2 separate regions of the Homo sapiens genome follow, and region 2 is linked to region 1. Evidence: chromatin contacts called from ENCODE Hi-C or POLR2A ChIA-PET data. All regions are on one chromosome and are shown on one strand. The core of a region is the stretch at or near the end of the contact, and the rest is flanking DNA. Distances in the headings are between cores, read along the strand shown. Region 1 has its middle 28 kb from the start of CAMK2D. Region 2 has its middle 62 kb from the start of CAMK2D.

What was found. A loop is a pair of places that touch in the nucleus more often than their neighbours do. ChIA-PET counts read pairs that join two places held with the same protein, here RNA polymerase II (POLR2A). Pooled maps may share reads with other maps.
Region 2: a loop to region 1 is called in a map of GM11168, with 2.2 times the contacts of the local background. The contact joins two enhancer-like sites. A Hi-C loop is called at or near these places in 8 of 168 maps with a recorded cell type or tissue (CD14-positive monocyte, CD4-positive, alpha-beta memory T cell, GM11168 and 4 more), 21 of 37 single-sample maps with no recorded cell type and 15 of 50 pooled maps. POLR2A ChIA-PET finds 5 or more read pairs at or near these places in 3 of 52 experiments (AG04450, GM12878 and MCF 10A).

The regions. Positions count from the first base shown.
Region 1 is chr4:113,788,064-113,791,286 of GRCh38, reverse strand. No RefSeq gene overlaps it. Among named protein-coding and RNA genes, the nearest start is that of CAMK2D, 28 kb to the right of the region's middle. RefSeq lists a silencer at 2,155-2,214. Within about 2 kb of position 1,731, at least 2 of the 41 ENCODE cell types and tissues checked have a DNase peak (open chromatin) inside an H3K27ac peak, as active enhancers do; they include CD14-positive monocyte, where a contact is called at or near this core.
Region 2 is chr4:113,821,968-113,825,190 of GRCh38, reverse strand. No RefSeq gene overlaps it. Among named protein-coding and RNA genes, the nearest start is that of CAMK2D, 62 kb to the right of the region's middle. Within about 2 kb of position 1,775, at least 2 of the 41 ENCODE cell types and tissues checked have a DNase peak (open chromatin) inside an H3K27ac peak, as active enhancers do; they include CD14-positive monocyte, where a contact is called at or near this core.

The sequences.
Region 1 (3,223 bases), core at 482-2,981:
TCATGCTCAGGGTACCTGTGGAACAAACCTCCTACAGCATAGGGCTGCTGAACAGCCACTCTAATTTGCCACCTCCTTTGGCTGAATTAAAAAGCAGAGTTTCCAGGGCTGGGGATGGTAATCCTGCCTCTCTCCTTTGTCTCTGGCTATCCTCAGGACATTTCTTCTTTTAGGCACTCTCAATGCTTCTCATGGGTTGAGACAGGGACATGTCTACTTCCAGGGATCCCCAGATGGTGGAGAATTTGGTTATTCAACTCAATCTTACTTTTTTCAGTTTAGAAACTGTGAGATGGGGGAAATTTTCCATGTACTTGGTTCTGGGCAGATTGGGAAGAGAAGTATCTCAGATATGAAAGGCTAATTCTTTACTTTCTTCTCAGAGTTTTTCAGTTCTCTGTGGCCCCTGAGAACTGTCTCCTTTTCATATTTGTGTTCTTGTATATTGCTGGTGATAATCTTGGTACTGTATATTTGATTTTGGTTTTCTTTTGGGGTAGTAAAGCCAGCTTGCTTCTACACCATCATTTTGGAACTGGAAGTTTTACAGACTTCCCTCTTTCATCATCAAAGTTCAAAAGGAAAGCAACAAGCACGGCAATATGAGGAAACAGGCCAGAGAACTGAGCTGTAGGTTTGAGGAACTTCTCAGTGGGAAGCTGGTTTTAATTGTGATCTAAATTAAGGAAGACCAAAGGTAGGGCTGGCAACTAGCTATGGAGGTTAATTGGAGTCAGGAAAAGTAAGTTTTAAGGCAGGTATTAGGTCACCATCTGAGGCCTAGGCTCTAAGGCAATAAGTGAGAGATGACTATAATCCAGTACCATAGACAGCTTCATGGACATATAGGGTCTAGGGAGAATGTTATGTCTCACAACAAAGTGACAATTAAAGAAGGACTAGAAAGAAATGGGAAAAGAAAATTATGTCTTGGCTATCTATGTCCTATGCCGAGAAAATGACAACTGCAAAATTAGGTGGGTACTTGGTGAGAGGGAAATAGCAAGGAGGCCAGTAAGGCTGGAACACAGTGAACAAAGTGAGAATAGGAGTAGTTAAATTCAGCGAAGTAACAGGAGGAAGACTATGTAGGGCACTGAAGGTCAGAGAATAGGCTTTGGATTTTACTGAATATAGAAAAAAAATGACATACTCTGACCTATTTTAAAAAATTCACACTGATTGCTAGGTGGAAAAGAGAGACTAGGAGTCTAGAGCACAAGTGGGGAAACCAGTTGAAGGCTTTTACAGTAATTCAGGCAAGATGTATTGTATCTTGAACCAAAGTAGTAGCAATGGAGATATTGAAAAATGGTCAAATTTAAGATACATTTTGAGGTATAACCAACAATATTTGCTGATAGTTTGAATGTGAGATAAAGAAAGGAGGCAAATACAACTTTAGAGTTTTGCTTAAACAACTGCAGAGATGGAATTTTAATTAACTGTATACAGTTATGTGCCATACAACAATGTTTTAGTCAATGATTGACCGCTTATACAATGGTGGTCTCAGAAGATTATATTTACACATGTGTAGATGCAGAAATACTTACCATTGTGTTATAACTGCCTGCAGCACTCACGCTGTTCAGGTTTGTAACTTAGGAGAAATAGGCCATACCATATAGCCCAGATTTATAGTAGGCTGTAACATCTAGGTTTGTATAAGTACACTTTTAGTTTGCACAATTAGGAAATTACCTAAGGACATGGTTCTCAGAACATATCCCCATTGTCAAATGATGCATAACAGAAATTACATACGGACAAGATTACAGAAAGAGCTGATTCTAGTGTTTATTGATAGAGGAATCAGGTGTCTGGTTTAAGACATGTAATGTTTGAAATGTCTATTAGACATTCAAATGGAGACATCAGGTAGATAATTGGACATACAAGAGTGAAATCTAGGCTGGAGTTATGAATCTTGAAATCTATAGCATTTAAAGCAAATTGGATTGAGATCACTTATGGAATGAGTTTACATAGAAAAGAGTGGTATTCTAACAATTGAGCTTTGAGATATTCCAAAGCTTAGAGATTGGAAAAATGAGAGATAACCCACAAAAGAAGGGAAAAGAATGAAAAGTGAGATAGGGGAGAATTTGTTGTCCTAAAGTCCAAGCACAAAAAGTAGTTCAAAAGTGAGAGACTAATTAACTGTGCCTAATTCTGTTGGAAGGGGTCAAGAAATTTGAGAACTGAAAGTAAACTGTTGAAATGAGCAACAAAGAGATCACAAAAGGTCTTGACAAGAGTAGTTTTGGTTAAATGGGGAAGAAAGATTTATGAAGTGGGTTCAAGAGAGAATGAGAAGAGAGGAAATAAAGATGAGTTTAGATAATTATTCCTTGAGTTTTGCTACAAGTAGAGTAGAATATAAACAGAAGATGATATAGGAACAGGGCAGGGTTTTGTAGGTGAGAGATATTACAGTATATGTGCATGTTGATTTAAATTATCCAGTAGAGAATGAAAATTTGATGATATGGAAGGGCAGCAGTGCTGGAATAATTAGATGTGGGAATGTTTTGGCAGTAGCCAGCAACGTTATTGAGGAAGGGAGCTAATGTAATCAGTTACATCGGACTCTTGTCTGTCTCTGAATTCACCCTCATATTAATCAGAATCACTTTATTCCTAGAGTATTAAACTCAAAATTTCTGACACCATCCTAGTATTTCATCTTCAATTTTTAAACTACTATACACACTTTCTCTCCTTGCTACAGCTGTTGTTGTCCCTGTTAATATTGTTAGAAATAAATTTTAACTCATTTTAAGTACCAACATAAATCTTTCTTTTCTCCTTGAAAGATGCCCTCCCCCTCCAGCATCTTTTCCTTTACGATGTCACCAACATGATAAAATGTAAAGAAAAGAGAAATATGTTCGGAGCGCCTTTGGTGACAGCATATTTAAAATCTATTCTTTCTGTTTTGTTGCAAGTAGAATTGAAAAGGGTATTGATTGCTCACAGAATCCCTAGGAAAGAAAATTGAGAAAGAATGCCCAAAATCATGTTGCATAACCAATTTGTGGAAGATACCACTCTGCAACCAATCCACCTAGCACTTTTGTTGGACTATGTCCCAGGGCCACTGCTGCTCCCAGCAGTGCTATCTTCCCCAAGTCCCTACTTGGGGAAGGAAATTCTTAACATGATCATGGCTGAGGGTTATGTATCTTTCTAGTGAAGTTCACATCAGCAGCAAAGGAGG
Region 2 (3,223 bases), core at 526-3,025, 34 kb before region 1:
CTTCAGAGTCATACTATATTGAGAGTTTTTCTCTTATCAGTTGAGGTGTACAGCTTCTAAGGTGAACTCATGATCCCCATTTTCTGGCATTCACATCTTTGTGTAATCCACCCCCCGCCCCAACTTTAATCACAGGGCGAGCCTGTAACTTACTTCTAACCAACAGATTATGGCAAAGATGATGGGATGGCACCCTAGCATATGTCTCCTTGCTGGTTTGATGAAGTAAGAAACCATGTTGGGAAAGCTCATATGGCAAAGAACTTCAGGTGACCTCTGGGAACTGCGAATAGCTTCTAAATGATGAGAATTGACTGTAGGAGCTCAAGGCAGTTTCAGCTCACAACCAACAAGAGGCCAGAGCCCTCAATCCTACAACTGCAAGGAAATTCTTCCAGTAATCCGAGTGAGCTTGGAAATAGATTCCTCAACAGTCAAATCTCAAATGAGAACACACTCCAGCCAACACATTAATTGCAGCACTGTAAGACCCTAAGAAGAGAATCCAGCTAGGCAGTAACTGGACTCATGACTCACAGAAACTGTGAGATAATTAATATCGTCTTAAGCCACTGAATTTGTGATTTGTAACACAGCAATAGATCACTAATGCAATAATTTCCCTTTGCATTTCTTTCACAACTACCCACTCTTACAGCTTTACCCTCCATCTTGTCATGCCCTGCAAACTAAAATGTCTGAAAATTTTAGCTAACATTCTCTATAAACATATTTCCTATTTATTCTTTGACTTCCAAGTTGAAGACTTCCAGTAACTTGGTCTTCCTCAGATATCAATCCCTCTTTTAAAAATAAACAAACAAACAAACAAAAACTTTCACAAGTTTCTGTCTTCATTCTCCATGCATCTTGGACCTGGCTGATCATCTGAATTTTCATTTGATTTGTACCATTGCTTCTCTTATACAATTATCCTTTCCTGTCCTTTCCAAACCAAATCACAAAAATGATAATAGTTGCATTATCAACACCGATCTCTGCATACATGAGCACTATTCAAGGAAGCCACACATTCATATTGACACCTTTACAACTTTAGTATGCAAGAAATTGCTTCTTAATCCCAAACTCTAATTCTGAAATCTTAGCCCCAGACACTTACAACATCCTTAATAGTTTTACTTTAATTGCTCATCTTGCTCTTTGTAAAACAAATGTATTTTTGTAAGAAATATGTAGATTATCCTGATTGCTTCAAATATAGTTTTCTGAGGGATGTTTAAAAAGATATGAATATGCTATTTTGAATTACCCTATTTGGACCTTGTTTTCACTAGTAACCCTGTTTATATTTGATATACAAATTAGCATTCATAGTCTTTATAAAGCCTCATTCGCGATATATTTAAATGCCCTGGAGTTCTTGTTTCTATGATACTTTCACCTTTAACAATGTTTTCCATAAGTTATTCATAAGTATTATTACTCAAAAGAAGATGTTGAATTTAAGACAACAAGTTTGATGCAAAAATGTGAAGACCTATTAGAAGAAGATATTATATATTCAACTTACTATATGTTGTACTATCCAGTTTATTTTTTCCCAAAGAGTATTGTTCAACCAATGTGGAGAAGGATTGATGTGAAAAGGGCAACGATTACTGAAAAGTACTATTTGTTTTGAGTTAGAGAAAAGGCATTAGGTAATAAAAAATCTTTTGAAACTGAATAAAATACTTTTAAGAAAGATATCCTCATAAGATACTTGAAAAGAAGAAGTGATTAGTCATGGTTTTTCAGAGGCATTCAGTGAGTGCGGTCAGTGGGTGAGGAAATTGAACTCTCAGTCTGACTTCTGGACCACTCTTTGACATTTGGCCTATCCTTGCTTAGCTGTACTTTACCCTAAAGAAATAATAATTATATGTGCCCCCACAATATTTTCCAAAATGCTTAACATCCTAAAACAAAGGATTCTAAACAAAAAAGCAACTTGATTATAAATATGGACAGTACTATAAATATCAGAGTTGAATATTTTCTGTCTCCAAGAACAGCTTTATTTAGAAAGTCATTATCTACAGATGGCCAAGAATAAATCTTATTAAGATGTGCATGTTTGACAGCATTAACACCCATCAGAATCCAGAGTATTGCATTCCACTGAAGTGAGAGAATTGATATAGTACTTGTTGCCTATGTTAACAAACAATTCATTGAATAATTAATTAAATGGTTGAGAACATTTTTAACTCGTTAGAGTTTAACTTCCAATGGAACATAATGATCAGTGATATTATTATCATTGATCTGAGCAGTTTAACCCTAAAGCACAAAGATTTTGACCTCCAACTTTCATCTTCTCTCTCCAGTATATCTAAGGCATTTCAGCAACTTGTCAGCAGTCAGTATCACTTTTCTTTTTCTACTTTGAGGGTGGCAACTTTAATTAAGTAGTTTCTCCTCCTACTTTCAGATGCTCTCTGTACAGTAATATTTTACTTGTGATTTTCTCAGCCCTCCTACTCATTCCATTAAAGAGTAAGCCAGGAGCATACTTTCTCTGACTCAAGTTTTTAGTTTCTCCTTTGTTTCTCTTGACAGATAAAGTTCCCTTATTATATGTAACACCTATGGTAATTGCCATTGCTCAAAAAAAAAAAAATCTGTAAACTCTTTTCTAAATGTTATGAAGACATGCAGAAAGAAAAGTTCTTCACAAAATACAGATATTACTTCTATTTTTTTTTCCAGCATTCTCTGAGGGGAAAAAAATGTAGAAAGCTTTTCACCCTGATGTCTCATTAATTCTGACAACACCCTTAGAGGCAGAGAAGTGGCGAGAGCCATTATTCTTGTTACAGTGGAGAAAACGCTGAAAAACCCAAAGAGGCTAGAGATCTTGTTGAAGGTGACACACAGTTATTGGGAACCTGCAGGGAAAAAAATATACACACAAACTTTAGGCTTCTGACTCCCAGGTATTTCAGTCCGCTCTTGAGTCTGCACATAGGTATCTCTTTATAAAGTCTCCTTTAATTTGAAATGGTACAAGTAATTAATTGTGTGGCAAAAACATGTGGAGTGACTCAAAACCTAGAAAAATCCCAAACAACACCAGACAAACCCCTGCATGTCCAAACCTGCCAGTATGAAATATCACATTTCTAAGCAAATATTCAAGGCATCTTAATGTAATGGGATGCCAAATACTAAGCACTGGGTTGCTAAGAATTTCTCCCCTCCTCCTGGTGTGCTATCA